Linked DNA regions of Homo sapiens: all the other regions are linked to region 1. Evidence: chromatin loops called from intact Hi-C (ENCODE). Cell type or tissue: heart left ventricle. All regions are shown on one strand. Links, peaks and the distances in the headings refer to the core of each region. The heading gives the core; the rest is flanking DNA. Region 1 holds the start of TRA-CGC3-1 (tRNA-Ala (anticodon CGC) 3-1). Region 2 overlaps LINC01876 (long intergenic non-protein coding RNA 1876). Region 3 overlaps LINC01876 (long intergenic non-protein coding RNA 1876). Region 4 overlaps GPD2 (glycerol-3-phosphate dehydrogenase 2).

Region 1 (8,179 bases), core at 1,540-6,539:
TTGTTTTTCGCACTTGAACACCTGCCTCCACCAATTTCATTTTATGTGAAAAAAAAAAATAGGAGAAGTTGGAGTGAGTAAGCTTCTTTCACCTTCTAGCAATGCAAATTCCTGAGTACAAAGAGCTCTGGGCAGAAGTCTTCCACTTTCAGAATTATGGCAGCCTCAAGTGCTCATGCATTCAATGAAGAATTTGAGGAAGTATGTGCTCAAATGCAGTGGTTTTGTACCTTGTCTGCATATTAGAATCACCTGGGTAGCCTTTCAAAACAGCTGCCAATTAAGTAAGTATATTTGCAGGTGGGATCTAGGTATCAGTATTTTTTTAAAGCTTGCCAGGTACCTCCAACATGCAGCCAAGGCTGAGAAGCACTGGCTTAATAATAAGTTTCTTATGTGGACATGCTAGCAGCTCTCAAGCAGCGGCTCTCATCCTTAGCTGCACATTGGAATCACCTGAGAGTTTAAAAACTATTGATATGGGGGAAATGGGGAAATTGAAAGGGTACAAACTTTCAGTTATAAGATGAACAAGTTCTGGGACTTAATGTATAGCATAGGTGGTGATGGATGTGTTAACTTGATTGTGGTAATCATTACACGGCGAACACATATATCAAATCATCATGTTGAACACCTGAATGCATTAAATATTTGTCAATTATATATACATATATATATATATGTATATATATATTTAAAAAGATGCTGATGCCTGGACTCACCCCTAGAGATCCTGATCTAATTGGTCTTGGTTTAGGCTCAAGCAAGCATCGGCATTTTTCAAAGCCTTCCTCAGTGAGTCTAATGTACAGTCAGAGTAAAAACCACTACCTGGACTGGGAAAAAACATTTTGACTTGTACCCAGCTCTGAGGGAAGGACGCTCAACACCTCCTGGACAAAAAGTGCCAGGAGCTGAAGCAAGAAATGTGAAAAGAGTGCCAGAGGTAGATGTCACCTGCTTCAAAAGGGGGTTTAAGGTCAATCCTTGTGTATTAGTCAGGGTTTTCCAGAGGGACAGAACAAATAGGATATATATATAGGAGTGTATTAAGGAGTATTGACTCATACCAATCACAAAGCAAAGTCCCACAATAGGCTGTGTGCAAGCTGAGGAAGAAAGAAGCCAGCAGTGGCTCAGTCCAAGTTCAAAAGCCTCAAAAGCAGGGAAGCCGACAGTGCAGCCTTCAGTCTGTGACTGAAGACCCGATAGCCACCAGCAAACCACTGATATAAGTCCAAGAGTCCAAAGGCCGAAGAACCTGGAGTCTGAAGTCCAATCCAGCATGGGAGAAAGATGAAAGCCGGAAGACTCAGCAAGCCAGCTTATCCCACCTTCTTCCATCTGCTTTGTTCTAGTTGCACTGGCAACCAATTGGAAGGTGCCCACCCACATTGAGAGTGGGTCTCCCTCTCTCAGTTCACTGACTCAAATGTTATTCTCCTCTGGCAACACCCTCACAGACACACCCAGAAACAATACTTGACCGGCTATCTAGGCATCCTTCAATCCAATCAAGTTGACACCTAATATTAATCATCACACCTTGTGAATGATATGTGTGTGACACAGACTGAGAATAGGGGACTGTCTCTAACCAAGAGAGATGTGGGGAGCATAGATGATAGAACTGGATTTTAAATATTCCATAATTTTCGACATTTGGTGTATTAGGCCATTCTTGCATTGCTATAAAGAAATACCTGACAGATGGTATTTTTTGTTGTTGTTGTTTTATTTTTATTTTTATTTTTTTGAGATGGAGTCTTGCTCTGTCGCCCAGGCTGGAGTGCAGTGGCGCCATCCCCACTCACTGCAACCTCCGCCTCCTGGGCTCAAGTGATTCTCTTGCCTCAGCCTCCTGAGTAGCTGGGATTACGGGCACGCACCAACACACACTGCTAATTTTTGTGTTTTTAGTAGAGATGGGGCTTCACCATGTTGGCCAGGCTGGTCTCGAACTCCTGATCTCAGGTGATCCACCCTCCTCAGCCTCCCAAAATGCTGGGATTACAGGCATGAGCCACCTCGCCTGGCCAGAGACGGTAATTTTTAAAGAAAAGAGGTTTGATTGGCTCACAGTTATGCAGGCTGTACAGGAAGTATGATGCTGGCATCTGCTCAGCTTCTGGGGATGGGCCTCAGGAAACCAACGTTCATGATGAAAGGCAAAGCAGGAGCAGGCACTTCACATGGTCAGAGCAGCAACAAGAGAGTGGGGGGGAAGGTGCCACACACTTTTAAACAGATCTCACAAGAACTCATTCACTATCGCAGAAGATAGTACCAAGAGGATGGTACTAAACCATTCATGAGAAAGCACCCTGTGACCCAATCACCTCCCACAAGACCCCATTCCAACACTGGGGATTACAACTGGACATGAGATTTGGGTGAGGACACAGATCCAAACCATATCATTTGGTCATCCTCTTTACATATTTGAGCAGAGCTGGATCCAACAAGCTTTCCTGAAAAGGCCCCCAATCCAAAAGTGCACCTGCTGCTTCACCTCTCCCATCAGCCATAGTGGCTGAAAAAACCCACTAAGTGAGAGCCTTTTTGATTAAGGTATGCCAGTAAAGCAATTTCACATCCCCTGTTGGCTTTAGAGCTCTAAATCAACTTTACGTCCTCTGTTGGTTTTAGAGATCAGCCTCATTTGCTTTATCAGATGCACCTACATAGCCTGAACTCTTGAAATGGGAGTGGACATTTAAAAGGGATCTTCTCTGGGCTCTGAAATTTCCGAATTGCCTGAGAAAAAAAGCCCCCAAAATGGAAGGCCTCAGGTGATGGAGAAATAACCATAACATGAGGAAGAGGATCCCCAAAAAGATGACAAAGTTGAAGACGCCAGAGGCCATATTTCCCTCATAATGAACTGAATAGTATAGTTTAAATATGCATTGGGTAGAGAAATGACTGTGTCCCCATTTCCTGATTCAGAATCAATTGAAGATGCTCATGTTCTAGTGCCTGAGGGTGGAATGCAGAGGGTGATTTGGAAATGTTCAGGCTTGGTAGAGCAGAACTCTTCAATGACTGTCCTCTTGGACATTGCGTATTATATTTGAATTAGATCAGCCTGTGTCCTGTTCTAGTTTAAACCAAAATTCAATTATGAGCCATTATTTGTTTAAATTACTGTAAGCAAACACAATGGTTTATTTATTTTTAATTCAGAAGTTGATTGTGAAACTTGTGGTTTGCTCAGAATGATTTTGAAATCTCTGTTTTCTGCTCTGGCTCTCGGCTTGCTGACCAAATGGTCATTTATCGGGAGTGCTCTGCAACTGAAGGAGTGGAAATTCTAGGCCCTCACGGTGCTACCTGTTGGGGCCAGCCTTACAGGTCAGCTGGAAGTGACGGTGACCCAGCTACCTCGACACCAGATCTCTACCCTGCTCCCATCGGAGTGTCTGAGGCTTCCACCACTCAGCTTTCACCAGGCTGGGGTGGTATCAGCTTAAACTACACCTGAAAAAGTCAAACACACCTCATCTGACTATACTGCAAGTCAGCACATCGATTTACCTAGCACTCAGCCAACTGGAGAGGCAATTTCAGAGGGAACAGGACTCAGGGTAGGTCTTTTAATTTGGAGCTTGGGTACCATTAGTGGTTAGAGAGGGTTCAGAAGGCATCAAAGGAGATGTTCAATGACTTACACTACGATCACCACTTACCAATCCGTTAAGACTGGCCCAGGGTGTGAATATCAAAAGGAGAAAAAAAAAATCTACCTGGAGCAAGTCCCCTGCCCCGATCTTATCATAGTTTATATATGACTAAGCTACAGGGAGGGTGGTGGTGTCATATTCTTTCTTTCAGTTTGAGCCTCATGAAAATGAAGAGCAAGCTGCAAATCATTTTTATCTGCAAGGGGTTATCTGGCTGTAACCCTTACATAAGCAAGGTATGGGGATTTGGTGTGAACACGTGGTTTTCCTGAGATGTGCATTTATTTTCGGGGGTGAAGAGTGTTCAGGTAAATCCATAACATTTTCGTGTGCAAAGAGAAGGTCTCCACCTTTCTGCTCCATGAACCAGTCTCCATGAGCACCCGAGGCGACGCTCGCGGCGCGGCCCGAGCGCTGGGCCCGGGCTCGAGGTTTGGACCGGGGTTCTACCCGGCAGCAAAGCCAGAGGCCGGACACACCACGGCCTCCTGGATCTGCGCTGCCTGCGCAATAAGCCTGGGGAGGTGCCAGCTCCGGCAGGCATTGGGCACCCGGGAGTCCCGCCGCTGTGGCCGCGCAGGGCACCGGATCCCTCCAGGATCCCAGGCTCCCGACGTCCAGCAGAAGTGCTCTGGAGTGAGGCTTCATTGGTCCCAGGTGAGCGTTTCGTTGCCAGCTCGTTGCGCGAGGTCTGAATGCACAGTGGAAACAACTTAGGGTGGGTATGGGAAAAGAAGAAACATATTTCAGAAGCACTCGCCAATATAAATTTTTAAAAATAAAGATCTTAATACAGTAATTTGACTAGAGCTAGCAGACTGAATGAGTATGGACACCAGAAATATGCTTTCGGCTGGGGGATGTAGCTCAGTGGTAGAGCGCGCGCTTCGCATGTGTGAGGTCCCGGGTTCAATCCCCGGCATCTCCAAATCAGCCGACGTTTGCTTTTTATTTTTTCTCCTTTCCTGTTGTATCTTAGAACACTTACCCCATTACTTGTACATACATTTTGCTCACATCTAGGCCGCCCAAAAACAATATAAAAGGAGGGCTGAAAAAAATCAGCGAAGCTCAGGGAAACCACCTTCTTGACTGCTCGAAGTAAAAGTGAAATAGGGAATTGGCTTTCATTAATACTTCTTTATTTGCATGAGTCCAGTGTTTAAAGGCCCTGTTATTGAACTTTGAGGCTCCTGTGTATGATACCCACAGAAAAAAACTAGAAGTCAAAACTTGCATTGGCCGGGAATCGAACCCGGGCCTCCCGCGTGGCAGGCGAGAATTCTACCACTGAACCACCAATGCTTATAGCAAATGTGCTTTTCTATTGCTTACTAGAAGACACTTACACCCTGGTAATTCTCTAAACAATCACGTATTTGTGTATTCAAAAACAGAGAAAGCAATTAAATTTTTAATCACATAGTTATAAAAAATTAGAAAAACATTAACATTTACAAAAATTTTCATTATACTACTTTAGAACTTTATGAGATTCTTCTGAAACTCTCTTTGGTGAAGGAGGCAAATGAAGATTTTGTCATGTATGCACAGGATTACACAATCACCTAGCCTATCTTCAGACACTTAGATAATTTATAACAACTCTCCCTCCAACCCCCTGCCATTTTTTTCTTTTATTATTTTACCTATTCAGACAAATACATAATGGAGATTTGTTAGAAATTGGGAACAGAGGCAAAGAAACAGGGAACAGAAATTTGAACACTGACCCAAATTTATGATTTGGAAATTGGTAAATTGGAACTATGTGATTTGCATAGGGAACTTGAAATATTGATGATTCAAGCCAAGTGACCTGAATTCTCTAAGCTGCCCCTTCCTTCATTTAAGACCCCTTTTAACTCTAATAGTATGAGTCTGATCCTTCACCCTTAGTTTCCAAGGAAAGTGAAATTGTGAATGATACAACAAAAGATATAGGAGGGGAAAAAAATAAAGTGAAGGAAATGGATTTATGGAAATGATTCTAAATACGAGATAAAAGGCTGTGGATATAGGCAACATTGGCTTTTTATCTCTGGGAGGGAAATACCTAATAATTTCCAGATTCTTTGGTCAAGAATAATTTGGGGAAAAGTTATGAGAAAATAACAGCTAACACATAGTAACTGTGTACCAGGCTATGTTAAGTACACTACACATGGACTTCAACCCCGTGAGTTAGGAAGCTGAGGCTCGTAGAGGCAAGATTGGAACACACAATATTATGTTCAGTGTTGGAGTGCTTAGCACTGCCCGTTCAGCCTACAACAGAATAGGTCACTGTGTATTGAAACTCAAATGCTGCATGTAGTTTAGGACATTATATATTAAGAATAATCGAATGGTGTTAGAGAAAGATCATAAAAGGCTACTGAAATAAGGTAATGACTTCTCCATTAAGATTCATCTTTAAGGACTTCTTAGTGTGTGGGTAAAGAGCAAAATCTGAAGACAAATACAGAATTATAAAGACATAAAAGATATGAAGGGATTAGGGAATTAGGGAATCAGACTACAATCCTAAATAACCTGTGGAAGAACAAGGTCAACTCATTTTACTTCTTCTAACTTTAGTTTATTCTTTAAAATGAAAGAAATGGGGGAGAAATGGGGTTTTAAAATCCCATTCTGAAGTGATGTACCTTTCCAGAGGTGCTTCAGGGCCATTGGCTGGTAAGGCCTCACTTTCATGGTGGGGACTACAGGTGTGCACCACCATGCATGGCTAATTTTATTTATTTATTTATTTGTTTGTTTCTTTATTTATTTATTGGAGAGAAGAGAGAGGTGTCTCGCTATGTTAGCCAGGCTGGCTTCAAAGTCTTGAGCTCAAGCAATCCTCCCTGCTCTGTCTCCCAAAGTGTTGGGATTACAGGGGTGAGCCACTGTGCCTGGCCCCTGAGATTCTTAAATATTGTTTTTAATTTTGAATCCTAACTTCAGAAATCTAAAGAATCTTAGATTATTTAGTTCAGGGCTTCTCAAAGTTTTTATTTTGAACGTGTAACCTAACAAACAAAGGCAAATAAATAGGGAGTTTAAAAATGAGCTGGTGGAACTGAGGGAGCAGGGCAATAAAAATGAGGCCTCACCAGCCAATGGTGATGCTCAAGTGGAAGGCCTGAGGTCAAAGCTGCAGAGAGCCAAGATCGTGCCACTGCACTCCAGCCTGGGCGACAAAGTGAGCCCCTGTCTCAAAAAAAAAAAAAAAAAAAATCTCAGAACACAAGGAAAAAAGTCTTATGTAAAACATTACTAGTGGCCTACCTAAAGGCCTTTTTATTTATTTATTTTTTCTTGCTAAAAGTCCATTCTAGTTTACCTAGCCCAAGGAACAAATGTGGTGCCCTAAGCCAATTATCTCATTTTTCGTTCCAAATTGATCTGAGGTGTGCTTTTCACTGAATCCCTGCCAATGAGGGCAAGAATAGTCAGCTAGGAGTTTCTGGGAAAGATGATACGGAAGATCTCTCTTACCCTTTCTCCTTGTATGAGGGTGTAATGCTTGGAGCTGCCCCAACCATCCTATGACTTGAAGGAAGACAGAGGGTGATCCAGCAGGAAAATAGAAAAAGGCTCTACACCATCCTGACATTTTTTATGCAGACTTTTGGTTAGGTAAATTAAAGAACTCTATTGTTTAAGTACGTTTGAGTTGAGGATTTTGTTACATGTAGCCAAAAGCATTCAAAGGGTGTGTGTGTGTGTGTGTGTGTGTGCGCCTGCATGCATGTGCATCCAGCAGTCCACCCAACTCCTTCTGGTACAAGAAACCTTCTGTTCTATAGATAATCAATACTTTGAGATTTGTGTTAGGTTAACTTGCCTCTTTTTCTGTATTTCTCTGTCACAATAGCAGGTGTGTAAAACAGGTCTCGTCAAATATTTTCCCTTGGCACTGCACTTTCTTAGAGATGGGTATGTGACTAAATCTGGGACAATGAAAAGTCCTTGCCGAAACTCTCTTGCAGAAGTTTTAAGTAAAAACTGTCTTTTTGCTGGGTTGTTCAAACAGGTTGAGTGTATAGTTTGGGTTGTCCAGAAGAAAGAGACAAACATATTCCTAATATGATATTGAGCCACTAGAAGCAGCCATGCCCGACTAGAAAAAATTCTGGATTTTGTGTTTATATGAGTCAGTAAATTGCCCTTAAACAATAAGTGGTGGGCTAAGTGTAGTAACTCACACCAGTAATCCTAGCACTTTGAGAGGCCGAGACAGAAGGATCAACTGAGGCCAGGAGTTTGACACCAGCCTGGGCAACATAGTGAGACCTTGTCTCTACAAAAAATAAAAATTAAAAATTAAAAAAAAATTACCCAGGTGTGGTGGTACACACCTGTAGTTCCAGCTACTTGGGAGACTAAGGTTGGAGGGTTGCTTGAGCCTGGGAGTTTGAGGCTGGCTGCAGTGAGCTATACTGTGCCACTGCACTCCAGCCTTTGCAACAGAGCAAGACCATGTCTCTAAAAAACATACAACAACA
Region 2 (8,179 bases), core at 1,948-6,947, 210 kb before region 1:
GTGAAGCAGCAGGATTTCTTGAGACCAGAAGATTGAGGCTGCAGTGAGCCATGATCACACCACTGCTCTCCAGCCTGGGTCACAGAGCAAGACCCTGTCAAAAAAATAAAATTACTAAATGAATTGCAGAAAAGAAGATCTTAATAAAAGAAAACAGTCTATGAGATCAGTCTTGGATAAGCTGTTTCCAGTATATTAGCTAAAATTGATCAAGGGTTCATCTTCGAAACACTCACAAACTACAGTTAAATGAGTCATTCTAGAATTTTTGCTTAAAGTAACTTCATACTCACTAGATTATAATCTGTAGAATCTACCTCCTTGTTTTTGAAAACTCCAATATTATTAAGTAATGAGGCCATCTGGTCCTTGTCATTATAAAAACACTGATTCTTCTATTTTGAGGTGAAATTATAATCTTGAGCAACACCAACAGTTATTGACTTTTTCAAATTAGGAGGTAATTCTTAAAAGAATGTTAATAGTTCAAGTCAGCATCCCTTTCTAGCTCTAAACAAGGACTTTTGCCTGTGAAATAAAGGAGAGAAATAATATATATTTCACTTTCAGAAGACCTTTAAATGGCAATGAAGAGACACACCTATGACTGGTGATTGATAGCAGGTGCAACGTGCAGTTAACTGTGGGCTAAAATAAACACCTCGACCAGCACTATGCACACAAGAGACCTCGGTGAATGGAGTGGTGTGTTTAGACAACGATTGCTGGAGAACAGTGTACCCATAGTTAGCTCATTCCTGTAAAGGATATGCTATCAACCTGTTTTAGATTAGGAAAAATAAATTTCGTTGTTGTTTCTTGCTAGCCTCGAGTCCTACCTTCATTTAACTTAGTGATTTTTGTGCTTTCTCTGGGTCTACATTTCTATACCAAAAGGAGAGAGTGGAATGTGCAAGGTTATCAAAAGAATGTAACCAGGCACAGGGCATTTGAATAATCTTCAGTGGCCCAGAGTCGAACAGAAGCTAAACTGCAAACTCCTTAGCTTGTCATTCAAGGTCTCCTACAGTCAGTATCCAACCTACTTTGGCTGAATTACCTTCGAAACCTTTCACCACGGTTGAACTCTTTCTGTACTGTCTTCCAAGCATATTGTGCAATGTCTTTTGCTCAAGCTCTTCTAATACTAGAAAGGCTACTTTTCTCTACTTCACCTATTTGAGAATCCACACTCTTCAAAAGTGAACTCAAATCCTACCACCCTGCACCAATAGAATTATCTCTACCATAGCTTGAAGCTTTCTCTCTCCCTCTTCTGAAATCCTGTAACAATTAAGCATGTCTAGCTTTGTCACACGTCTTGCATTGTTATCTTAAAGACTGTCATCTTAATTAGCAAACTAAAATGCTTACTTTACTTAGCTTTTCATAGCATATGTTTTGTCTTCCAGTTTATTTTGTAAGAGAGCAAGTTCCACATGCTACCAGTTTCTATGCAGCATATATAGATATATTTTATATATATATATATATATATATATATATATATATATATATATATATATATATATAATAGTCAGCACTCAGTAAATACCTAGAACAGTCATTGAAATTAAAACATTGAAAATAAGAATATTTCTAAAAGGCTTTCCTTAGGCTGAAGTAGTTTAAGAATAATACAGTTTGAAAGAATGTGTTCTAATGAGAACACTTGGACACAGGAAGGGGAACATCACACACTAGGGCCTGTTGTGGGGTGGGGGAGGGGGGAGGGATAGCATTAGGAGATATACCTAATGTAAATGACTAGTTAATGGGTGCAGCACACCAACATGGCACATGTATACATATGTAACAAACCAGCACGTTGTGCACATGTACCCTAGAACTTAAAGTATAATAAAAAAAGAAAGAAAAAGAAGAATGTGTTCTTAAATCAATTTGAACCCCAAATAAGGACTGTGAGTACTATTACTACTGCTGCCACTTAATTATATTCACGGTACTGATATGCTACTTTCACTGATGTAAATTATACGTCAAAGGGGCATGTTCCTGGCCTTAAGTAGATAATTTGGTGTGGTTCCCATTGTGTTTGTTTAACCAACTTGGTGCAATGCCCAGTAGAACGACCAGGATAATGTGGAGCCTTAATACTTTGTTAGTGGATGCTAATGCAGTTATAACCTGAGTTAACCTTTGCTCCCAAGTGCTTCCTCACCTGCAAAAGTTGAACTGAGTTCTCTCCCAAGCTCCAATGTTGTTTTAAGCTAAATAGCTAAAATCACTTTTAAACACAAAAGTCTTCTCACACTTTACATGAGCCATATAGTTTTCTGAACCATGGTCCTTATAAGCAAAGATTTTTTGAAAGATATTAAAATTGAAAAGAAAGATTGCATCCAGGTCTCACCCTAGTGACACATACTTAATTCTCAGTTCCATGTGAGACCATTGAATAATATGGTACTTGGTTTTCCAACATTCTCTGAAAAAATCTAAATAAGGTATTGAGGAAAATATAGCACTATACTAACCCCATCATTTAATATTTATATTTTTCAATTTCTTCACAGATCTAACATTGTAAATCCATAATTTACAATCAGGAACTAATATGAGAGAAAAGTTTCCTGAGTGTAGCACTGAATAAGTATCTCCAATTCACAATGAATATAACTCATAGTAGGATGCATAGTTTGTTTTAACATAAGTTTGCCATCTTTTATTATTCTGATGATCAGAGTTTATCTATATATGAGTCTAGAAACCCTCACTGCATTGTGACAATACAAACTTAAATCACATAATCTTCTCTCAAGGACGTAGAAATGTCGAGGGTAGGAAAATATTATATTAATAACATAGCAGACTCTCTGCCTTGCCCCACCCCCACAGTGGGCAGTCTAGTGAACGTGACTCTTCAAACTACACTAAAATAGAGAGTCAGACACAACTGGCAACTTCTAAAGAAAGGGAAATTGGGGATTAGTACATGTCCAGTTATTGCTCAATTATATCACAGAAGAAAGAAAATTTGCATGTTTCCAAAGTAAACTTTGGGAGCCACTGATGCCCTCCCACTCTGTTCCACACACAGGCTGATGATGTGGAAAGACGGTAGTGCTCCTGGCCACATGAAGCTGGAAGAAGGCCAGCTTTAACCCTTTCAGGAGCATATGAGTGAGCCCAAGGCAACTTTTATAATCAAGACCAGACCAGAATTATCTCATGTAGCAAGAACACATGAAGCTACACTGCACTCTTTTATTATGTATACATTTTTCTTATATTTAATCCCAAACTACACTAAATCTCTCATAAGAAAAATACATATTAATGTAAATGAATTTATTTTCCAGGCTGAAAAATTAGGTGAAGGCAGAGTTGAATGAATCAAAAGAGTTACAATTCATCTTTGGTAACAGAGAAGCAGAGGTCTGGAAGTCACCTGTTAGTGTAGAGATTGAGACCCTCCCGGACCATTTGTATAGAGATAGAATAAAAAGAGCAAAACAAATCTTAGGTTCCAGATATCTCACTCCAGGTCTACAAACAGAGGAGTTGTTGCTTAGTGATTAAGCAGCTCCCTTTTAAACATTCTGCACTTTCTCCTAAAGCCACATAAACTTCCAGGTCCCATTTGCAGTGGAACGTGTGCATTTCCTAAAGAACTGTCTCTTAAATATTGTGTAGTCATGACTCCCTTGAGAATCTGATAAAGCATGAACACCTCACATTGGAATAATTTTTGAATTTCCATACCCACCAAATTTACATATGTTTACAGTGATCCAGAAACCTCCCAAAATTCCATATGAAGACATGTAGGTCCATAAAAAACAGATTAAGGACCAGTGCCTTAAAGGGTGATAGATGTGGAAAATGAAAGGCCACAACAGAACTACTACTGTTCATGAACAAAATAAATTATTCTCTTGAAAGGGACTGAAGTATTGAGAGCCCCTTAAGTTTTCTCTATTTCTCATTTTCCTTCTTAATCTTCCTCATTTCTTCAAGTGAAAGTGAAAGATTCAGATGCCAAACTTTCCAGAAACCACCTACACTGCACCATTCATCTGCCAGAGGGGGTCACTATGCAGCTAATTGTTCACCCACAAAAATAAAGCCTACCTCTATTCTTTTCCCTAACTGTGCCCAGAAGAATTACTTTAAAATGCATTTTCCACACTATAAAGTGTGTCCTAACAAAACACAATAAACTCAACAGCAATGTGATTACTGTACTTGTAAAACAGTTGGTGTTTTAGCAATATGTCCTTAAAAAAAAGTATGCTTGGAAAAATGGATTCTGTTTCAACAGTTAAAAGGACATAATTATTTTTCTGCCACATAACAATTTTTAAATGTTAATGAGTTAAAATACAGTACCAAAACAGCTCCCATGCAATAATACAGCATATCATTTGGCTGCCTGGTTCGTATTCCTTTGTTTTTCTTTCTATGGTCAAATAATATGCGGTAACCTGGGAAGACCACAGGTATCAGGTAACTATAGCATGACAATCACATGGGACAGCTTGCTCTTCCATAAACTTTCTCCAAATTTATATAACTAGGTTTTCTCAACCTCAGACTTAAGGATATTTTGGGCCCAATGAGTCTGTTGTGGGAGCTGCACTGTTCAATGTTGAGTAATTAATAGCACCCCTGGCTTCTATCCACTAGAGAACAGCTCCCACCTCCACTCTGCAGTCATAGCAATCAAAAATTCTCCAAATATTGGCAAAAGTCATCTAGGTGGCAAAATTGTCCCCGGTTGAGAATCACTGATATAAACCATGGTTATAGGAAAAGAGTCATTGGGAAGGCAGTATGCACTGTATCACTGTGCCTAAATAATCTATCCACTAGATGGGGAGTGAGGGGTGGCTAATTTTCTCAATTACATTCATCTAATATTGTGAGCAATGCCATCATCATGACTCTGTCTGTCCAAAGAGTTACTAAGTTCATCAAGAAAAAATAATTTATTTGAAACCTCAATGATTTCATATAGCTAATAAAGGAAACCTTAAAATCTCATGAATTGCTTCTATTCATTTATTTAACAAGAACATATTAAGAAGCTAGACTATGCCAGATACTGTGAGAGAAGCTGGATTCCAGATTTAAAATGGTAAACACATTCCTGCCTTCAGAGGTTCAATGCCAATACAAAAGTCAAGTAAGGAAATAGGCAATTATGGTATATATATATATATAGCAAGTACTATCATGGGGAAAGTAGCTGGGAAACTTTAACTAGACTTAAGGGATTTCAAGAGATTCCTAGAAGACATTATATGTAAGCTGAGAACTAAAACACGAACAGAAATGAGAGGAAGCAAAGAGGATGAGAACATGACTAAGAAGCTGGAACAGCATGAGAGGTGGCCCAGAGACGTGATAAAGAGCGGTCGAGGAAATATAAATATTATGATATGGATAGAGTGTAGCAAATAAGGGAGATTTTTAAAGAAGTAAGAGGGAGAGGAAAGCAGGGGCCAAGTCATGAAAAAAATCACGTTAGGGGGCCTGAGGTTTATTGCAAGACAAAGGAAACTCAGTAAAAAAGTTTCAAGTGGGAAAGTGGAATTATTAGATTTTTGCAGGGAGATCACTCTAGCTATAGTGGGTGTATTAGTCAGGGTTTCTCAGAAAAGTAGAACCAATAGGGTGTGTGTGTGTGTGTGTGTGTGTGTGTGTGTGTGTGTGTGTGTGTGTGTGGAGAGACAGAGAGAGAGAGATTTATTATAAGGAATTGGCTAGTGCAATTATGGCATATCCCAAGATTCGTCTAGTGAGTCAGCAAGCTGGAGACCAAGGTAAGTATTTTCATCTATTCAGACTTTCGACTGATTGGATGAGGACTACCCATGTTAGGAAGGGCAGTCTACCTACTTTACTCAGTCTATCCATGTAAACGGTAATCTCATTGGAAAACACCCTCACAGAGATGCCCAGAAAAAATGTTTGACCAAATACCTGTACACTCTGTGGCCCAGTCAAGTTGGCACATAAAATTAACCATCACAGTGATGAATATGAAGACTGAATCCAGGGGAACGCAAGGAAAGCTGGCACAGTAAACTAGGCAAGATATTATAGTGACCCGTACACCGTGGAAATTTCACCATCGATTATTTTAATAGAGGTCAAAGCCTGTCACGTAGTAGGAACTTATTGACTAGGCAGTTAATATTTGTCAAATTAGTGAATGAATGTGAATGTGTAAAATGGAAGGTTTTTTTGTTTGTTTGTTTTTTGTTTTGTTTTTTTTTGAGACGGAGTCTCGCTCTCTCACCCAGGCTGGACAGCGCAGTGGCACGATCTCGGCTCACTGCAAGCTCCGCCTCCTGGATTCACGCCATTCTCCTGCCTCAGCCTCCCGAGTAGCTGGGACTACAGGCACCCGCCACCACTGCTAATTTTATTTCTTTTTTTTTTTTTTTTTGGTATTTTTTTAGTAGAGACGGAGTTTCACCGTGTTAGCCAGGATGGTCTCAATCTCCTGACCTCGTGATCTGCCCACCTCGGCCTCCCAAAGTGCTGGAATTACAGGCGTGAGCCACCACGCCTGGCCAAATCGAAGACATTTTTAAAGGAATTTTTTAATTTAAAATCTTGGAAAATAATCCCATACATCCATGATAGTATGCCTACTTCTAAATAATTTCATCAGTCCTGTTCAAATCAGAAACCATTTAATGTTATTTCAAACTTTAAGTGCTATACTGTTAACAGTCAACGTTGGTAAGTTACAATGAAAAAGACAGTTTCATACACTTGATGGAATTTCTGGATGGCAATCTGGCAGCATTAAAAATGTTTCTACCCTTTGGCTTAGAAGCTCTCCTACTATGTTTCTATTCTAAGGATTGTTTATTGCAATGAAAAATTGAAAGCAGCTTAATGTCTAACATAGAAGAAAGCACTAATTAGTATCCACCAAGTAAAAATCTTGTTTTCAATGTCATTTTGGTGAAATAGGCAATGCTTAAAAAATATGTTAACAAATTAGAACATAGAACTTTATATATAATATAATAAATCTTCATTTCTCTTCAGTCTTATCAGTAACTGAGATTGAGAGCTAAGCTGTGTACAAAAGAGGGAAATAATCTGAATTTATAAAAAAATGTATATCTACATGTACGAAGTTGCATATACTTTGACATTTTATTCTCTTTTATTCATTGAAATTAGACTCTTATTAGTTAAATATCCACTCAATGAATGTTTAAAAAGAAAATGAATAAATGAGTGGATGCTGCTAATTGCAAATGGCCAGATGTCTGCATATTAACTGTAAACCCTCTACTTGCTTCACTGCAGGAGAAAGTAAGAAGTCTTTGAAGGCTGTCTTTCCAGTGATAATATGCATATCCTGACTGTTTTGAAAGAACTTTAAGAACTTGGGTTTGGAAAGGCAGAATAGTTTACTAGAATTTTTTGTTCATGGAGTCACATAACCCAATTCAGTTAGTTTTCAAATTTCTGTAAAACTGTGAAGGGCCTTAAAAGGTCTTGCAGCCTGGTTTCCAGGCACTGACATTAACAGCTGCCTGTGTATGTGTGTATGAAGGGACGAGTACAGGAGGTCCTTTCATAAGTGTTTCCAGTACTTAAGGACCTCCTTTGTCAATTCTTGCTTCAAGTCCAGTCCATTCCTTCTTGTCTGGCCTTCATAAAGTATAGTAGAACAGCTGGGCTCCATTCTTCTTATATAATTTTTCAAACACTCAGAGAGTTACTTGTTCATCTATTAATTCTCAATCCTCCACAACCCTATTCCCTGTGAAGTTATTTTAGCTTTATATTCTGATAGAGTGTTTTCCCTAACAGTTAGGCATATGTCCTAGGCCTCAATTCTCATCTTCTCCTGGAAGCCTTTCCTAGTTATAAGGCTGGTATAAAATTCACTGCTGCACTAAGCATTGCTTTAAAAAAAAAAAAAAGTCAGTCTTTGGAGCTAGGCTGTGAAATGAGAATAAGTAGATAAACCCATGGTATTTGTTTCTTGAAGTACTCTCCTAAAGGGAAGGAATAAAGCATCTGCAGTGTGCTTGATCATTTGCCTCATACCTTGCTTATAGAGAGTCTCTAGAAGAAGGTGTACTGAAATTGTGTTAATTTTTCCTTAAATTACACCTTCATTACTCTAACAAGGCTTGTTCATAAACAAAAAATTTACCACCGTTTACAGAAGTGCTCA
Region 3 (8,179 bases), core at 1,671-6,670, 200 kb before region 1:
TGAAACAAGACCAAACCCATCTCATGAAGATGCCTGGTTTCCTGCAACATTACTAAATAACCTGTTCCTTTTTGAATCCCAAACTTGATCCAAAGCCAACAGAGCACTGGTGTCTGAGGAGTTAATTAGTGTAAATGCAAGAGTACACCCTGGGACTTCTCCAGAGTTGGTTTTATGCCGAAAGAAACCAAAATTATACACACCCATTATTCATAAAACATCTCTCTTCTATTCAGTTCAAAAGGTTAACATTTTGAAACTACATGGGATTGACTAATTACATATTTGGGCTTCTCAGATATGCAAGACGAAAGGATTGTTTATGTTCTAAAGAGATTCATTTAGCGAGGTTCATAGTAATCTTACACTCTAACAATTGTGTTTTCTTAAATGACTCTAAGGCCACAAAGAACACTAATATTTTATATTGTACTTTTTCATTACTTTATTACTTTTCATTCTAGTACTGTGGAATTCAAGCAGAGAAGCCAGACTGAAATGGGAAAAAAATAATCATATGGATATATAGAACTTAAGTCACATGAAAACTAAATCAGAAAAGTTATTTCCATTTTTTAAAATAATAATGGACAAATAATAATGGACAGTAATCATTAATAACGCTTGAAAAATAAGCAGATTTCAACATAAATGACTTTCTATACTACATGCCCACAGTCCCTTTTTAGCTGATTGAGTCCAAGAAGGTACCTGTTGAGTTGTACAAAAAGGCAATCTGGGCTCAAGGTCTGTAGTGGAATGTTGTTGCCTCTTTTCTCTTGTAAGAAAGAAAAAAAGGGAATGAAAGGGGGAAAGGATACAGAAAGGGAAGAAGACAGTAAGAGAGAAATGCAGAAAGAAAGAGATAAAAAAAAAAAGAGCGAGAGGAGGAAGAGAGGAAGGAGAAAGAGGAGAGAGAGAATAAAAGCTAAGGAAAGAAGGATGGAAAGAAAAAGAAAAGGACAGCCATTCCATGCTTTTGTATACTTTACTCAAACCAAAAATGATTTGTGGGAAATGTGATTTTTTGACACATGAGAGGGGCATGTGTGTGTTTCTCTGTTCCCTCTTTAGACTTAGCCTACATGAGGGTTCCTTTCAGTCCAAAGGGTACCCTCCACTCTAAAACCCTGGATTCCAAAATCAAGATTTGACTTGACATTACAGAACTCTGCAACTATTGAATCTGTATATGAAAAGACTGTTTATCTGAACTTTTTCATGATAACCTATTAAATAAAATAGCTGATCACTGCTAATAAATTCCAAAAGAGGAAATCTCTGAACATTAATTTAGAAAATTCAAGAGAATAAGAAATATAAAATGTGCTGACCCATATTTTCACTTTCAACATTGTCTCTTCTTCCTTCCTGGGGTTCCAAGGTATCTTCTTGTATTATTTTATGGTTAGAGAAGTTGTTTTAGCCACTATTTTAGGGTTGGTTTGCCGGTAACAAATTCTCTTGGTTTTCTTTCATCCGAAAATGTCTTCATTTCCCTTCATTCCTTGAGGATATTTTCAGTATAGATTTCTGAGTTGACAGTCATTTTCTTTCAGCACTTGAAAAATACTATGGTGCTTCCTTCTGGTCTCCACGGCATCTAATGAGAAATACTCTATCATTCAAATTCTTTTCCCTTATAGGTAAGGTGTCACTGATGTCTTATTGCTTTTGAAGTCCTTCTTTTATCTTTGGTTTTCAGGAGTTTGATCATGACATGATATGACTTAGACAGATGTCTTTGGGTTGTCCTGTTTAGGGTTTGCTTAGCTCCTTTTTTTCAATTTTTTCTTTTTATAGGTTATTGAGGAGCAGGTGCTATTTGGTTGAATCACTAGGTTCATATCTTTTTGCCAAATTTGGGAAATTTCCAGCCATTATTTTTTCTAATACTTTTCCAGGCCCACATTCTTCCTTTTCTTTTTCTGGAACTCTGATGACATAAATGTTAGATTTTTTGTTATAATCTCAAATGTACTTGAGGCTTTTTTTTTCTATTTATTTCATCTCTCATGTTCAAGTCAGGTAACTCCTATTTTTTTTATCTTCAAGGTCACTGGCTCTTTCTTTTGTCTTTTTCATGCTGACCTCATCCAGTAAGGTTTTCTAAGATTTGGGGTTTGGTGTTTTTTGTTTTTTGGTTACTGTACTGTTCAGTCTTAAAATTTCAATTAGTATCTTTTATATATCTTTTATTTCTTTGATGATACTTTCTATTTTTTTCATTTGTACAAAATCTGTTTATGATTGCTCCTTGAAGCATTTTGATAAAGACCATTGAAAAGTTCTCATTAGATAATCTCAATATCTGTATCATCTTGATGTTAGTATCTATTGATTGTCTTTTCTCATTCAAGTTGAGGTTTTCCTGGTTCTTGGTGTGATATGTGACCTTCTCATAGCTAAGAGTTGAAAGTCCTGGATTCCCACTGAGAAAGCACGGGGGTACTCTTTGTGGTTGAGTGGGGGTGCAAGTCTAGGCTTTCACTTAGCCCTCTCTGATCCCAACTTCATCTGCCCCATCTGAGGTATGGTCAGCCATGTTTTTCTTCCTTCCAGATTTTTTCTCTTTCTTTACCTTTAGAACCTGTAGTTTTTCATTAAGGTCTGAGATTTTCAATAAAAGATACTAGAGTCAGATGAGGGAAAGAAAGTGGTAAGCCTAAGTCATCAGTTTTTCTTTGTGCATGTGGAATATTTTTAAGATAAGTTACTTCTCATATACATAAAGTCCCTATAAACCATATTAAGGAAGTCAATCTCTTAGTTATTTTCTTCTTCTTCTTGGAGGCACAGTACCATTAGGAGAAACATAGAAGAAAAATACATTGTTTTTTTCGCTTAATTGAACAGAATTTTCGCTTAAATTGAACAGAAAAAAAAATTTTTTTTAATGAAAAAAAGCAAGAAAACAGCCAAAAAGAAAAGTGGAAATATTTTCTATTATGCTTTTATTCCTTATCTCAAGTTTGTTTTCTGGGTGCATTGGGCTTTCATTAATTTGACTGCTAAACTTTCATCATCCCCACCTATAATTTCTCCAGTGGACTGAACTTATTTAGAGTCCAAAGACACATAAGGAAATTAAATAAGAGGAGAAAATAAACTTGCCTATATAGTAGGAATGCAGAATATTTCATAAATCTAAAGAAATAGCCAAGATGTTTTTTTCTCATGATGTTTTTTGAAATAAGAAACAATCCCTTTTTTGCCAAAATGAATAAAGATGTATCTACTGTAGAAAAATTACAGTATTAACTTGAGTGTGTAAAATCCACACAGTTATTTCACGTCACATTATTGGAAGCAGGGAGAGATAAAATAATTAGCTTTCAAACTCTTTTCTGCAAATGCGCCTCATGAACAGAGTTCCAGAATTAGGAAGACAAAGCAAAAGAGAGTCATTTCTGGTCTTCACTTTTACTCTTCCTCCAAAACCTTTACTTATCTTTTAAACCCTAATTTGAGAGGGAAAAAAATTGGGTAAAGGACAAAATGGAAACAGTATTTGCAAAATCTATGGAAGTACAAGCTGTACTTTGCACAACTCAGTTTATAACCCGTTCTTGGAACATGCAAGAGAACCAATCACACAATTATCAGTATGTTTTTCTAAAGCACATATGCCACGACAAAGTAAATGCCACCACGATAAATGCGTATCATTTCGAGCAACATCATGTGAAGCATGCTATGATGCCCAGACAATTTCAGACAGCCAAACACCCTCTTCTCTCTCAATACACCCTCTTGGATATGCATCCATTTAATATGCCTAATACTTGGAAATGATATAATCCTAATGGAAAGGAATTATACTGAATTACTATGAAAGAAATAAACATCATGTCTTCACATGTTAAAGCAGAAAACGGTTTATAAAAAACTCTTTAAAATGTATCATACAGGGCTTACATTTAAGAAAGATCACACTCTATTATGTTGATTCACCTAATTCTATTTAGAATGTAGCTCTGAGAGATCATGTAGTCCAACCTTTGGTTTTACAGAAGAGGAGGCAGAGGTAATCTTCCACAGCAAATCTTCAGAAGTTTTTCTTTTTGTATTTAATATCAAATATATATACACACACATTCATACATGCTTCCATACACCTAAAGGATAGTGACAAATGAACAGAATCTTCTTTGATGTAGCAAAACTGTATCTCAAGGATAGTCCTTGAGTTGTCTTCTGGCTTCTGCCAACAGATTCACAACCTGATGCTTCAAAAAATAGTGGTTTCTCCTTTGTCTTTAAGAAAAACAGAGACTATGTTGGAAAGTGCTTCTGACTTGGCAGAATCCTATTGTCAATCCTTGGCATGTCGCATGGTTTTATGCAGGTCATGAGCCAGCTCAAGCATCAATTTCTTCATCTTACATTAGCAAGATAGTATATACTCTTTAGAATAGTGGTGAAGATAAAATTACAATAATAATTACAGTGTAATTCTGAATAAGGTCTACATTGCAGGTACTACTGTAAATTGGTATAACTTCTATGGAGAGCAATACAGCGTACTCAACAATTTCATCTCTAGGAATTTATCCTTCCATTATATTTACATATATACAAAATAACATTTGTATATGGCTGTTCACTGCATTATTGTTTGAAATGGCAAAAGTTTCAAAACAAATTAAGTATTCATCGGTAGTAGACTGGTTGAAAAAATCTGACACCATACAATGACGTTTTGGAGCAATTTTAAAAATATATTGCTTTGGAATGTTTTACAAGATGCATAGATTTTGGACAGACAGGAAAGTAGAAAGATGATAGATGAGATAGATAGATATGTCTGCATATACATAGACACTTGAAGAAAAAAAGTAAACTAAAGCACTTGTCCCTCCTGGAAGTGGCGGGGGACAGGAATAGAAGGGAGACTTACCTTTTTACTCTATGCCTTCTAATGCCTTCTGAACTATGTCCTGTGTGGAAGCATTGCCTATGCAAAGAAAAATTTAAAAAATTTTAAAATTTAATTACTGAAGGGACTGATAAAGACTACTTGGTTGTCTTTTTTTCTCTGTATGTTTGCTTTTGTTTGTATTTGCTTGTTGGACTTTCTAACACACATAAAGGCTAGGAGTAGTGAGTTAGAACCATCCTTTCCAAGAATAATTAAAAGCATTGAAGTCAGCACCAAGAATGATGTAATATTTTGCACCGAAATTGCTAAATTCAATCAGTGAACATAATTGTAGAAAAAGTTGACTCAGAGCTAACCACTATGTAAATGGTTGATTATAGTAGTTATTCTCAGTGGAACTGGCAAGTGTGTGTATTAAATTGTGGCTGGTTGGTGCATGGTAGAGAGAAGTTTTTTCTAAACATACACAAGCATAAACTTACACACACACATGCACACACACATGACATATGCACACACATATAGGCCTTGAGAGTCTGAAATTCATCTTACTCAGCCAATGAGAATCACTGATTTACAATAGGTGTGCGCCAAATCTGAATGCCATATAGAAGCTAAATATAAATACTAATTAAATAATTCTATAGTTTATTTACATATAAAATAAAAATCTGATTCAGTGATTTTTAGATTTGGCATTTCGCTGATTATTTTCTATTCCACAATACATTTACAAACACTCTTTTTTACTCTGCTTTTTGGCACTAATAGTTGGTGGAAGACATTATCTTCTAACTGTTGTCAGTCACAGATTAAGAAAGGTTTATGTAAGCAAATTTGTAAATGGAAGAAAAGACTCTGCCTAGTTAAGCAATGGCAGGGTGTCTCACCAGTGAGATCGGTTATCGTGAGAAGGAAATGTCCTCTGAGATATTTTGTGTTCATATATTTGTAACAGGAAGGGGAAAAACAGAATTGACTGAAATCACTTATGCTTCCAAAAAATAAGCATCATTTCTCTCTGGAGTGGATGGCCTTTTGTTTAGTAAGACACCTTGACAGGCCACTTGAGTTTCAATGCTGAAGCCCCCCAGAGCTTAGTTTAAACAAGGAGAGAGAAACAAACACCTATCTGAATTGCTCTACATTACAAAAATGAAAGGAGTGGAGGGAGTGTTTAGGAGCAGCCTGAAACGGGAGGAGAGTCCTGACAGAAACAAACAGGGACTATCAACCTGGAGGTCAGAAAAAGACCTGCGGAAAAGGTGAGGAGCATGAAATTCTTTACAGCCAGATTTTCAGTTAACTCTGTTAACACACACATCCTTGAATAACAATACTTCCAGAAAATAAGGGCTAGATGATCAAGGCCCAGAGAAAAGATGAGGTGAACCTCAAGAAGGCAGCAGAGTATAGGCATCTGAGGGTGTGGACGTAGCTAGCCACCTTTCTCTTTGATTGCACTACAGAAAGTTAACTTTTGGTGGGTTTACAGGGGTATAACAGGAGAATGGAAAAAACTAACATCTGGGTATAATACATGCTATAATTACCAATAATATTTCACTACAGTCACCTACCTAAAAAAAGGCAAATTGCCTCTTCCATTCTCCATCTCTTTGATCATCAGTAAAAACCAATATAAAAAAGTTTTTATGCATATTTGAATGCTCTAGATGCACTAAAGCAAAAATCAGTCTTTGAAGACCCCATCTGGGTAGTAGTTTGATTCTGGAATTTTGTTTTGCATGAATATGTAGATCACAAATGGGTTTCTTTAATTACCACCTGTATCACTTTTTTAATGGTTTTATAAAAATCATCATATTTAAAATTACACCAGGTTATTACTTCTGTTTAGGTAAATAAACCTGGTGTCTAAACCTAACAGTCTTACCTAATATTTTAAATTAATTTTTTTTAATGCCCATTATGCATCTCATATTATTCTCATGAAACATTTCATCAAAAGGGAAGATAAGACCAAGGGCATACCAGTCTAGTGGCAGTGACAGATACTAGATATTAGAGAGGCATATAGAAAATCTCTTTCATTGCAAACATTCTGAATGACATCCAAATCAAGATAAATATCAGATGGATCTGAATTTTTTTAAAAGGGCTGCAATCCATTAAGTGAACAGAAATGTTTTTCTGCAGTAGCTAAAAAGAGAGAGAGAGAAAAAGAAATATAGAACAACAAGGATAAAGAATAATCTAATAAGACAGGTTAGAAATTCTCGAGCTCAATATTTTATTACAAGCAAAATTAGTTTTTCTCCCTACTTAATAGAAATATTAATTGAAAAATCTCTCCAACAACAAACTATAGCTAAACAATTTCCAATTACCCATATTCATAAAGAGAGGCTCAAGGGTGTGATGTAATACAGAGATCGTTTACCTTTGCCTCATTATTAATTTCTAATTAAGATTTTGCATGGCCAGCCTAACCTGTTTATGTTCTTTGAGTATACCTCATCCAAAGGCCAAGAAATTATTAGGAGTATAATTTGTATTGTATATATTTTTGTTTTTGTATATATTTTTAGATTTTTCAAGTACCTTTTATTGAAGTATAACATTAAAAATGCCCAAATCATAATATACAGCTTCAAGAGTATTCACAGACTAAATTAAACTATTAACTTTAAACCAGGTCAAAAATAGAGTATTTCTTGCACCCCATCTTGTCTCCTGAATGTCCCAAGCCCCCACCACAATTCCCTGTTTCTGATGGTCACCTCTATTCTTTCTTTTTTTTGAGAGGGACAGAGTCTCGCTCTGCCACCCAGGTTGGAGGGCAGCGGCGCAATCTCGGGCTTACTAAAACCCCCGCCTCCCGGATTCAAACAATTCTCCTTGCCCCAGCCTCCCAAGTAGCTGGGATTATAGACACCTACAGCCATTCCTGGCTAATTTTTTTTTTTTTTAATTTTTAGTAGAGACAGGGTTTTGCCATGTTGGCCAGCCTGGATCAAACTCCTGATCTCAGGTCATCCGCCTGTCTCAGCCTCCCAAAGTGCTGAGATTACAGGAATGAGCCACTGCACCTTGCCACAAGTTGACCACCATTCTGACTTTAAATACTACATTAGTTTATATATATATATATATATATATATATATATATATATGTTAATCATATATTTCTAATTATTGGCATATATTGGTGTATAGAAATGTACTGATTTTTGTATGTTAATTATATATTTTATACATGTTAATTATATATTTATATATATTTTTATATATATAAATATATATATATTTTTTTGAGACATAGTCTCACTCTGT
Region 4 (8,179 bases), core at 1,471-6,470, 190 kb after region 1:
TACTATGTTTGAGGCTGGGTTGTCATTTTTATAACTGTCTTGGTGTTTTATGGCCATTATTTATTACTTTTGATACACAGAATGAGCTGCATGCATTTATAGAGCAATAAGAGGATGTATTTAATGTGCCTTGTTTTTAACTGAATAAGAACTGGAAGCATGAATCAATAAAACTGATTAAAATGGTCTATTTGCTAGCATTTTGATGTTACTTGCAGTCAGATAACTTTGATTACTGTTGAAGTTTAAAAAAAGTTTGAAAATATTTTTACAAACTGTGTTTTTGATGACACAAAAGTGAAATATCTACAGAGATAGATGTAATTTTATAAGACTGCCAGAATTATTTGTATTAATTTGTTGCTGTAGCCTTTAGGGCATGACTTCTGTATTTGTGCAATCCTATTCTACAATTACATTCATCCTATTACAACTCAGTTGAATTCTTTTTTCCTTTTATTTCCTTATTTATTTATTTATTTTTTTAAATCTACCAGAGCCTTTCAGCCTAAGCGTTCCCAGGCACACTGATGAATTTTATCATAACTAAAATCAATAGAAATGAATGGGAAAGATTACATAATCCATTTTGATCATCTTACATGTCAAGTTAGTGCAGGGTTGCCAAGTGTTGATAAATGCTCTGACAGAAAAAAATGCTATATATTTTCATTGTCAGTAAATCAGTAAAGCTGTTATCAGTTTTAACACAAATTTTATAATGCCCATGTTATTTTATGGGGTTTAATTTACACACGTAGATGGAGTATATTCTCCATTTGTGGTTTAGATGTGCTGCCTCCTGGTTCTGCATGCCCAAAGGCATGTGTGAGCTTCTGAAGGTTCTTTGAAATCGTATAGAATACCCCAAAGCAAGGGCTCCCAGACAGACTTGGAACAATAAACTGTTTGTTCAGTGCCTGGAAAAAAATACATGGCAGCTTAAAACATTTTTTGTTGATCTAGCTTATCAAATCTGTTAGTGCTTTAAAATTTTTTAATATCTAATTTATCAAAATATTGCTCCCAATTGTATAAAATTTATGGTCATCAAAAAAATATGATACTAGCATCAATATTTTACTATCTTTATCAACACTGTACTGTCCCTGGTATCAGATTTCACCTGATGACATTTGACTTATGAAGGAAGGAAACAACAAAAGTTTTAAATTGATCTGGCACCCTCATAGTGAAACAAATTCTGTATAGGAGACAGAGATGATGAGCTTTTTGTGCATGTGTTTTGTATTTTAGGTCTCTAATTAGCTGCCTAACTTGTGAAATACAGGCACAGAACATGATGTATTGAGCCTTGACGATACCAGAGGTAGTCCTGTGGGTCCTGAGCTCTTTGCAAAAAGTAATAGATATCTTTATATTTTGTTAAATACCTGGTCCAGAATAATAAGACTCATGTGATCTAAGCAAAATACTACTTTAGCAGAATTATCAGGACCATCTTTGTTCTCCACATTTGGCATTTGAATTGCATTGCTCAGCATACCCTACCGTGGGTTCCCTGTTAATTGTATTCACATTGGAGTTGCTTCAATCTAGGGAGGTTAAGGTTTGTATGCTGTAGTCATAGGTAATATATCATCTTTCAGTAGAGGAGGTGGGAGGATTGAGTTTCATAGTACCTACCTTGATTATTAGTGCATGGCCCAGACTACAACTAGTTCCACCAGCTTCTGAGCCATTCATGCCCATGGTCTGTGCCTACAGCAGACATCCCTGCTCTCCTTTTCCAAGTACAGTGACTCCTGTAGAGCCTAGGATCAGTTTTTTCATTTGCTGCTGCTAGCTTTCCTTCATTGTACCAAGCAGTTGGGAGGTGTGAAATACATATATATGTATATGCTTTGGCCCTGGTGCCTATAAAATAATAGTTTTGGTTAAGGACAATCTTGAATTGGAGGCAAATCTTTCATAACCACAGAATTTCTTTATTTGTTTTAGTCTTATACTATAAAACTAGATCTAAATTTATTATTTAAATCCAATTTAGGCATATCTGATTTTGCTTTAAAAGCTATCTTATTGTTTGTCTAAGTGATCTAAACGTAATGACCTCAATCAACATATCACTATTCTTTAACCTGACCTTAATGCCCTCTTAAACAGAGGCTTCCCTCTCTGCTACCTCCTGCCTCCAAAGATTCAAAGTAAATAGTCACGTCTTCCCTTTTAATTTCTTGCTTAGATTTTTCTCACCTTTGCTTCAATATCATTTTTTGTTTTTCATCTCCATCATTAATTGATTTACAGTTCATTTTTCTGCATACAGAGTTTTTCCTATCCAAGTTGAGAAGCTGTAAATCTTAGATCCATTGAAATGACAGTGAGAAATATTTCATTTTATCCCATGAATCATTTGCCATCCTTATTGCAGACAAATGGCAAAATTATGGTGTACCATGTTTTCATAAATTACTCTGCCGCCCCCCCACCCCCATTCCCAGTTCATTTCATTATCTGTTTGGAAAGACTATAAGAGTCAGAACCCAGACACTTGCGGTAAACAATTCTGATTTTACAGCAGGCTAATCAAAATTTCATAACATTAAAATTAATTCCTCTGGTACTGTGAAGAATTTAATTCATGTACAAAATATATCATCTATTTTATAAGTCAAAAATAGCTTGATATTAAAGTACATTCTGTGATTTGCTAGTATAGCAAAGGGGAAGAGTGCCAAATTCTTTAAATAATGTATATAATTTTCATAGGATTTCATATGTCAAAGTAGTCATTTATGGCCTGAAAAGTATGTGCTTCGCACTATGTGTTTGAACACTATTAAAAAATCATGGCTTCTTCCAAAAAGGACAAATCTTAGGTTTTCATTTCACATGTGACCTAGAATGAAATAACTTATATGGGGACCACCCTGAACCCCCATTAGGAATACCCCCAAAAGTAAAAACCTGAAAATATTTCTAAAGCTAAATATTTTTAAAAAGCAATAAATGAAATCAGTTTTTATAATGTTATAATGTTACTAAAGAGATTTGGCTATTTTCCTTAATCTCTGTTTTATTGTCAGATCTTTTAAGAAACCATCATCTATTTTATTGTTGGATCTTTTAAGAAACTGTGGTCACTTATTTATACAGTTGAAAAAGTCAAGTTTATCCTGATAAATATAGTTGTCATAGTGAGCTGCTAAACTGTTTTCAAAATGGGCCATTTTTTAAATGGAGCTTATCCAGCTTGATCCATGCTTGAAGCAGCACTGAACCATTAAATAAAAACCTGGGACAAAATGCCTTTGAAAAGGGTTAATTAGCTTTAATATTGACTTATTCCATATAGGACGGTAATAGACTAGAACATTTATTTCTGTTTTGGATCATTAAAAACTGGCATTAGTTCTTCAACAATTTGTTTCTAATAAATAAAAATTGGACCAATTAGAGTAGTTTTAGTATAAGCCACAGTTCATGATACACTTCTTATGAACACAAACACGTGATCACTATTTCCCAATTCATCGTAATTCCATCAGAAACATTGTCTGCAAAATACAAGATCATTAAGCTCCAGAAAGGAGCATTTCTATTTTAACCCTAAAAACAGGTGGAGTGTGGAAGGAGTTAATGTATGGCCTGAAAACTCCCTAAAGCTAAATTGGCATATGCTGTCCTTGGTGTCATTTTTCTCTAACAGTAGGATGCGTTCCCATCTTCTTCATTACTTAGTTTTCTCCATTCATTGGCTTTACACTTGTAAAATATTAGTACATCGAAAAAGTTTACCTCAGGAAAAGTGCTTGTCAATCTGCGGGGGAAACGTCCCTTGCTGTGCTTAGTTTTTGTTCTTATGCTGCCCTCTAATGGATACCAAATTATTTCATTAAACCCAGAACAAAAGTAAATTTTCAGCTTCTCAGGGCTCCTGCATCATCCCATTACTGTTGGAAATTGTTATCTGACCATTTTCCCCTTTGCATACATGTTGGTGTAGCACAGCTCGTACTAATTGTGCGGAGTCACCCTGGCCAAAGTTGCATTCCTGTTCTGGGAAGTAGAGGGACAGCGATGCCAATTTGTGCACTGTCGAACTTTCCTTTTTTCTCTGCCAGCAATTGGAAAGAATTGATGTTCTGGGGGACTTAAAAATGAGGAATAAAAACAGTGTAAGTGCTGTATTAAGACGATATGCTGTATGTTTTATCAGCCACTGGCACCTAGTTCAAAAGACAAAAAAATTAGCAGCAGTGGTTTGGGAATAGGCCTGTGCATGAGGTGGATATCAAATCCATACATGAAGAATATCAGCACTTTTCACATGCTGCTTTCTGACACCCATTGCTAGAGCTGAAAACTATCTCTATTGTCCAGTTTGATTGCTTGAATCAAACTGATTTACAGCAAATCCATCTGAGCTTTGATAAATCTATTACAGTTTCATTTCACTGATTTCATTAACGTGAATAAAACCAGCCATGCTTTCTGCATAACTGCCTTTTAATGGCTTGGCCCTGTCACCTGCCTGAATATTAATCCCCCTGACTTATTGCTCCACAGAGGGAATGAGTAATGGGTATTTGAATGTGATCAGCACAGTACAATGCAATTAAGGAAGCAGTACTGTTCTGTGCCTTTAATCCTGAACTAATTTGAATTGCAGTTTGATAGCACAGTGAATCCTGCATAATTATGTAGGGTGCATATTAAACTCTGTGACAAACTGGAGAAGCTTTTAACCATCACAGCTATGGTAGACAAGTGAAGGCTAGAGTCAGAGAACCCACTATTGGACTGAGAGTACAATTAATAGAAAACCTTCAGCAGGGAAAGCTTGGGAGAGCAACACATCTTGGAACAAAAATACGAAGTGTTGATTTGTTTCAAATAGATTTTAAATTGCAAGCATTTGGACTTTAAGAGTTTCCTTTGATTCACAAGGTAGCAAGGGAAAAACTGTTTCTAAACAAAACTTTGTATTGTCTTGGTGCTTTCAGCAGTTAGAAAAACAGTAGCTGTAATACTTCACAGCACCTTAACTTCCTAGCTATCCAGTTATTTGATACTCTGCAGTTCTGCAAATGGTGCATTGATGATAGAATATTTACTGTTTATATACAGATCCTTTTTAGTCTATATGAATCCTAGGAATAAGAAAGCAAATATTCTATATACTTTGGATCTTTTGTGAATATATTGGTAATTGATTTGCATGATTGCTTAATTTTTTCTTCTTTTTAATCCAAAATATGTCAACTCCTGACTGTTGCAGAAAATGAAGGGTCAAAAATAAAGACAGTCTCCTCTCTATCCTGTGGTCTTTCTTGCTACTGTTAGTTTGACACACCTGAGTAGAAATAAGAAAATGAGATGTATTAACTTTTGTCCTGGGTTGGTCCTGCAGTGGGAAATAATCACAGAAGGTCAGAAATGAATAATTTGCTGCTATTAGGGCATTTAAGGTAAACAATCAATATCATACTTTTAATGCACATTATTATCCAAGTAAAAATGATATTTTGATTCTATTTAACTATTTTTATATAGCATTCTAATGTCACTTTACCACAGTAGCCACAGCGTGATACTTAAGTGCTTTGTGGATGGCATAGAAGATAATAAATAAGCAGATTGCTTTTACTTAAATAGTAGGAGGCAGGACAATTACATTCAGGGAAAACATGTACTGGAAAAATCCTGTAACTGTTTTTACTATAATCCATTCACTACTTATTTAAACTTTGGAATTTATTTTTGTCACCTACTTATTTATTAGTGATACAAGTGATGGTATATGAACGTACTGAAGCTTTAAGAGATTTGGATACATGGAGACATTGTATGTTAGAAGAAAATACCTAGCACTATATATCTCCCTACCACCGAAAAAGGGAGGGGGGATTTTTTTGCAATACAGTTGGGAATGCTGCTTTAATCCCGTAAACTGTTATTCAAAATACACTAAATGTGAAATGCATCAACCAAAATGGAGTTGGGGGAGGGAATGACTTCCCTAAGGGTGTACAATAATATTAGCAAGATTACAGACCTTTAATTTTTTCAATCTAATTGAATCCAATAGAATTACTGTAGGTTCTTTAGAGTCACCATATCCTGCTGGGCGACTCTAATCTAAATATTGCTAGTTAACCTTGTTTTTCAAAAATACATTGGAAAAAGCTAAATGGAACCTCTTTCCATAATCAGTTTACATTATGTTACACACTAACTGTTGATTACATTTTCCAGAGATGCATTATTTCCCTTACACTACCTGAAATGATTTTTCAACAATAACACTAAACTTTGGCTTAAATAAAATAATTTTGTTTTTAAAGAAAAGCATTTAAGTCATAAGTAAAAATAGATAAGAGTTTAGAGAAACTGGAAAAAAAAATAGACTAGAATTAAAGGTAAAACACCTTCTGGTGGACTGTTTTTTATAAATCAAAGCAAGTAATTGAATATATGGCACTCTGGAAAAAAATGAAATATTTGAAAGGCTGTGCAAAACATAGCATATGTTTTATTATTGAAACTCCTGTAAACCAATAAAAACAATACACATTATATTCGACGTCATGCTTTTAAGAGATTAGCATTCGATTTGCAAAATCTCAATAGGTTCCTTTTGCACATGAAAATATTTTTCTAATTTTGTGTTTCTTTTACTAAAACTTCTGAGATGCTCACTTTATTTCACCCATTTATGTTAGAAATATAATAATAGCATTAAGAGGCTGTTATTGCTGTTGGGCATATCAAAAATGTCATAGCAATCTTTGTTCACTGATCTGTTCAGAGCTTTTTAAAAGATGTTAATTATGGCTTCTCTTTTCTAGCATGACAAGTACTTTTTATTAATGTAAGCACTATAAAAATAATAAAGCCCCTACTTTATCCTTACCTTCGTCTTCCCCCACCCCCATTATTATTGTTGTTGTTGTTTTTTAATCGTAAAACAATTCTAGGCAGCAAGAGTAGTATGTTGCTTGAGCTAAGGCTGGGCTGTTAGCTAAATTAAGCCATTGTGACTCAAAATCCTCCTTTAATAAGGTTCATGCTGTCTACAACTTCATCATTTTCGCTGAATGATAATTACTTTATTCAATCATGTTCAAGGTTTTAGTGAAAGCTAGCATTGATTGATTAACTTCAATTACCATGCTTACATTTGCATAGATAAAAACTGCTTTTCAATTTGTGAGTGGCACGCCAGTGGAAACCCTGCGCTGATATTTGCATTTCAATGTGAACAGTGAAGAATAAAGGTGGAAGAGAGGTCTGATCAGTGCTAAGCCCTTTCTGCTTCAGTGCTTAAGCATTTTTCCATAAACACTCTTGTTATGATGTTAGTTTGTTCAGACCACTCTGAGGTAACTGATGGAGGCTCCTGTTTACAAGCTTTCGTGGCAACTGAACAGTATGGATTAGGGGGAAAGGACTCACACAGTAGCTTGCAGGCTGGCCACCAAGTTAAAGAAGAATGAAATCTCTTCCTGTAGCCTGTCACAGCAACTCCCAAATGCCAGCAGTGCTTCGAAGAACAACCTCTCTGCAACTGATTGGCCCAAACCCGGTCTGACCTTACAAGAGCTAGTGCTTTCTTCCTTGAGCAGTCTGCTGGTCTAGGACCAAGTGTTGAGATTTCATCAGTCGGACTTTCTGTTCAAACCCAAGGAAGGGTCCAAAGTAAAGTGAATAAGTCCTTTTCATTCATACCATGTAGGCCCCATAACAAATATTTACTTATGCTATATTCAGCGGTCATTATCACTACATAGTTTGAGTAACCTGATTTTTGGCATGTGGGTAAGACAAGGCTTGTCCTGTTTTCTTTACCCCTTGGTGGTTCAGAAATGCAGAGATTTGGTCCTTTTCTGCATATCAGTGATTTATCAGGGCCATATTATTCTTTAACTAACCCTGGGAAGTTCAATCTTTATAAAATCACAAAAGCACCTAACCAGAGAGATAGTTCTCAAATCAATGCAAGCCTCTTATTTTCTTCTTCAAGATAGGCAACTAAGTGGAACATCTTGTCAATATAAAACTCAATAACTTGGGGGGAGTTAATATTTTGAATCTAAACAGGTTTGACACGTAGTGGCATTCAGTAAGTCTTTTTGGCTTGCGATAGCTTTGAAAATGAAAACTCCTACCACCCCCAGGATGTTTCTAGTTGAGCACCAGAGAGATTTCCACC

What was found. Peaks named below come from ENCODE experiments on the same cell type or tissue, not always from the same donor. Only the 100,000 strongest peaks of a DNase experiment are listed, where the experiment ranks them.
Region 2: a loop joins it to region 1, with 3.0 times the contacts of the local background. A loop is called at or near these places in 3 of 110 quality-filtered maps.
Region 3: a loop joins it to region 1, with 2.1 times the contacts of the local background. A loop is called at or near these places in 2 of 110 quality-filtered maps.
Region 4: a loop joins it to region 1, with 4 times the contacts of the local background. A loop is called at or near these places in 26 of 110 quality-filtered maps.

What each region holds. Positions count from the first base shown.
Region 1 is chr2:156,396,227-156,404,405 of GRCh38, forward strand. It overlaps TRA-CGC3-1 (tRNA-Ala (anticodon CGC) 3-1), which reads left to right and starts at 4,543; the gene lies at 4,543-4,614. TRG-GCC2-2 (tRNA-Gly (anticodon GCC) 2-2) reads right to left here and starts at 4,991; the gene lies at 4,921-4,991. It also overlaps a transcript of GPD2 not described here. RefSeq lists enhancers at 3,721-3,790, 4,221-4,390 and silencers at 4,911-5,020, 5,061-5,110. In heart left ventricle, for the core only: no CTCF peak of the experiment used is centred there; DNase peaks (open chromatin) are centred at 4,235, 4,575 and 4,955; H3K4me3 peaks cover 2,121 bases; H3K27ac peaks cover 1,569 bases.
Region 2 is chr2:156,188,671-156,196,849 of GRCh38, forward strand. All of the region lies in intron 1 of LINC01876 (long intergenic non-protein coding RNA 1876), which reads right to left. Among named protein-coding and RNA genes, the nearest start is that of LINC01876, 62 kb to the right of the region's middle. In heart left ventricle, for the core only: a CTCF peak has its summit at 4,039 (motif pointing right); no DNase peak of the experiment used is centred there.
Region 3 is chr2:156,200,482-156,208,660 of GRCh38, forward strand. All of the region lies in intron 1 of LINC01876 (long intergenic non-protein coding RNA 1876), which reads right to left. Among named protein-coding and RNA genes, the nearest start is that of LINC01876, 50 kb to the right of the region's middle. In heart left ventricle, for the core only: no CTCF peak of the experiment used is centred there; no DNase peak of the experiment used is centred there.
Region 4 is chr2:156,585,967-156,594,145 of GRCh38, forward strand. GPD2 (glycerol-3-phosphate dehydrogenase 2) reads left to right here. Exons shown (of 17, transcript NM_000408.5): 17 at 1-437. Among named protein-coding and RNA genes, the nearest start is that of LINC01958, 77 kb to the right of the region's middle. In heart left ventricle, for the core only: a CTCF peak has its summit at 3,836 (motif pointing left); no DNase peak of the experiment used is centred there.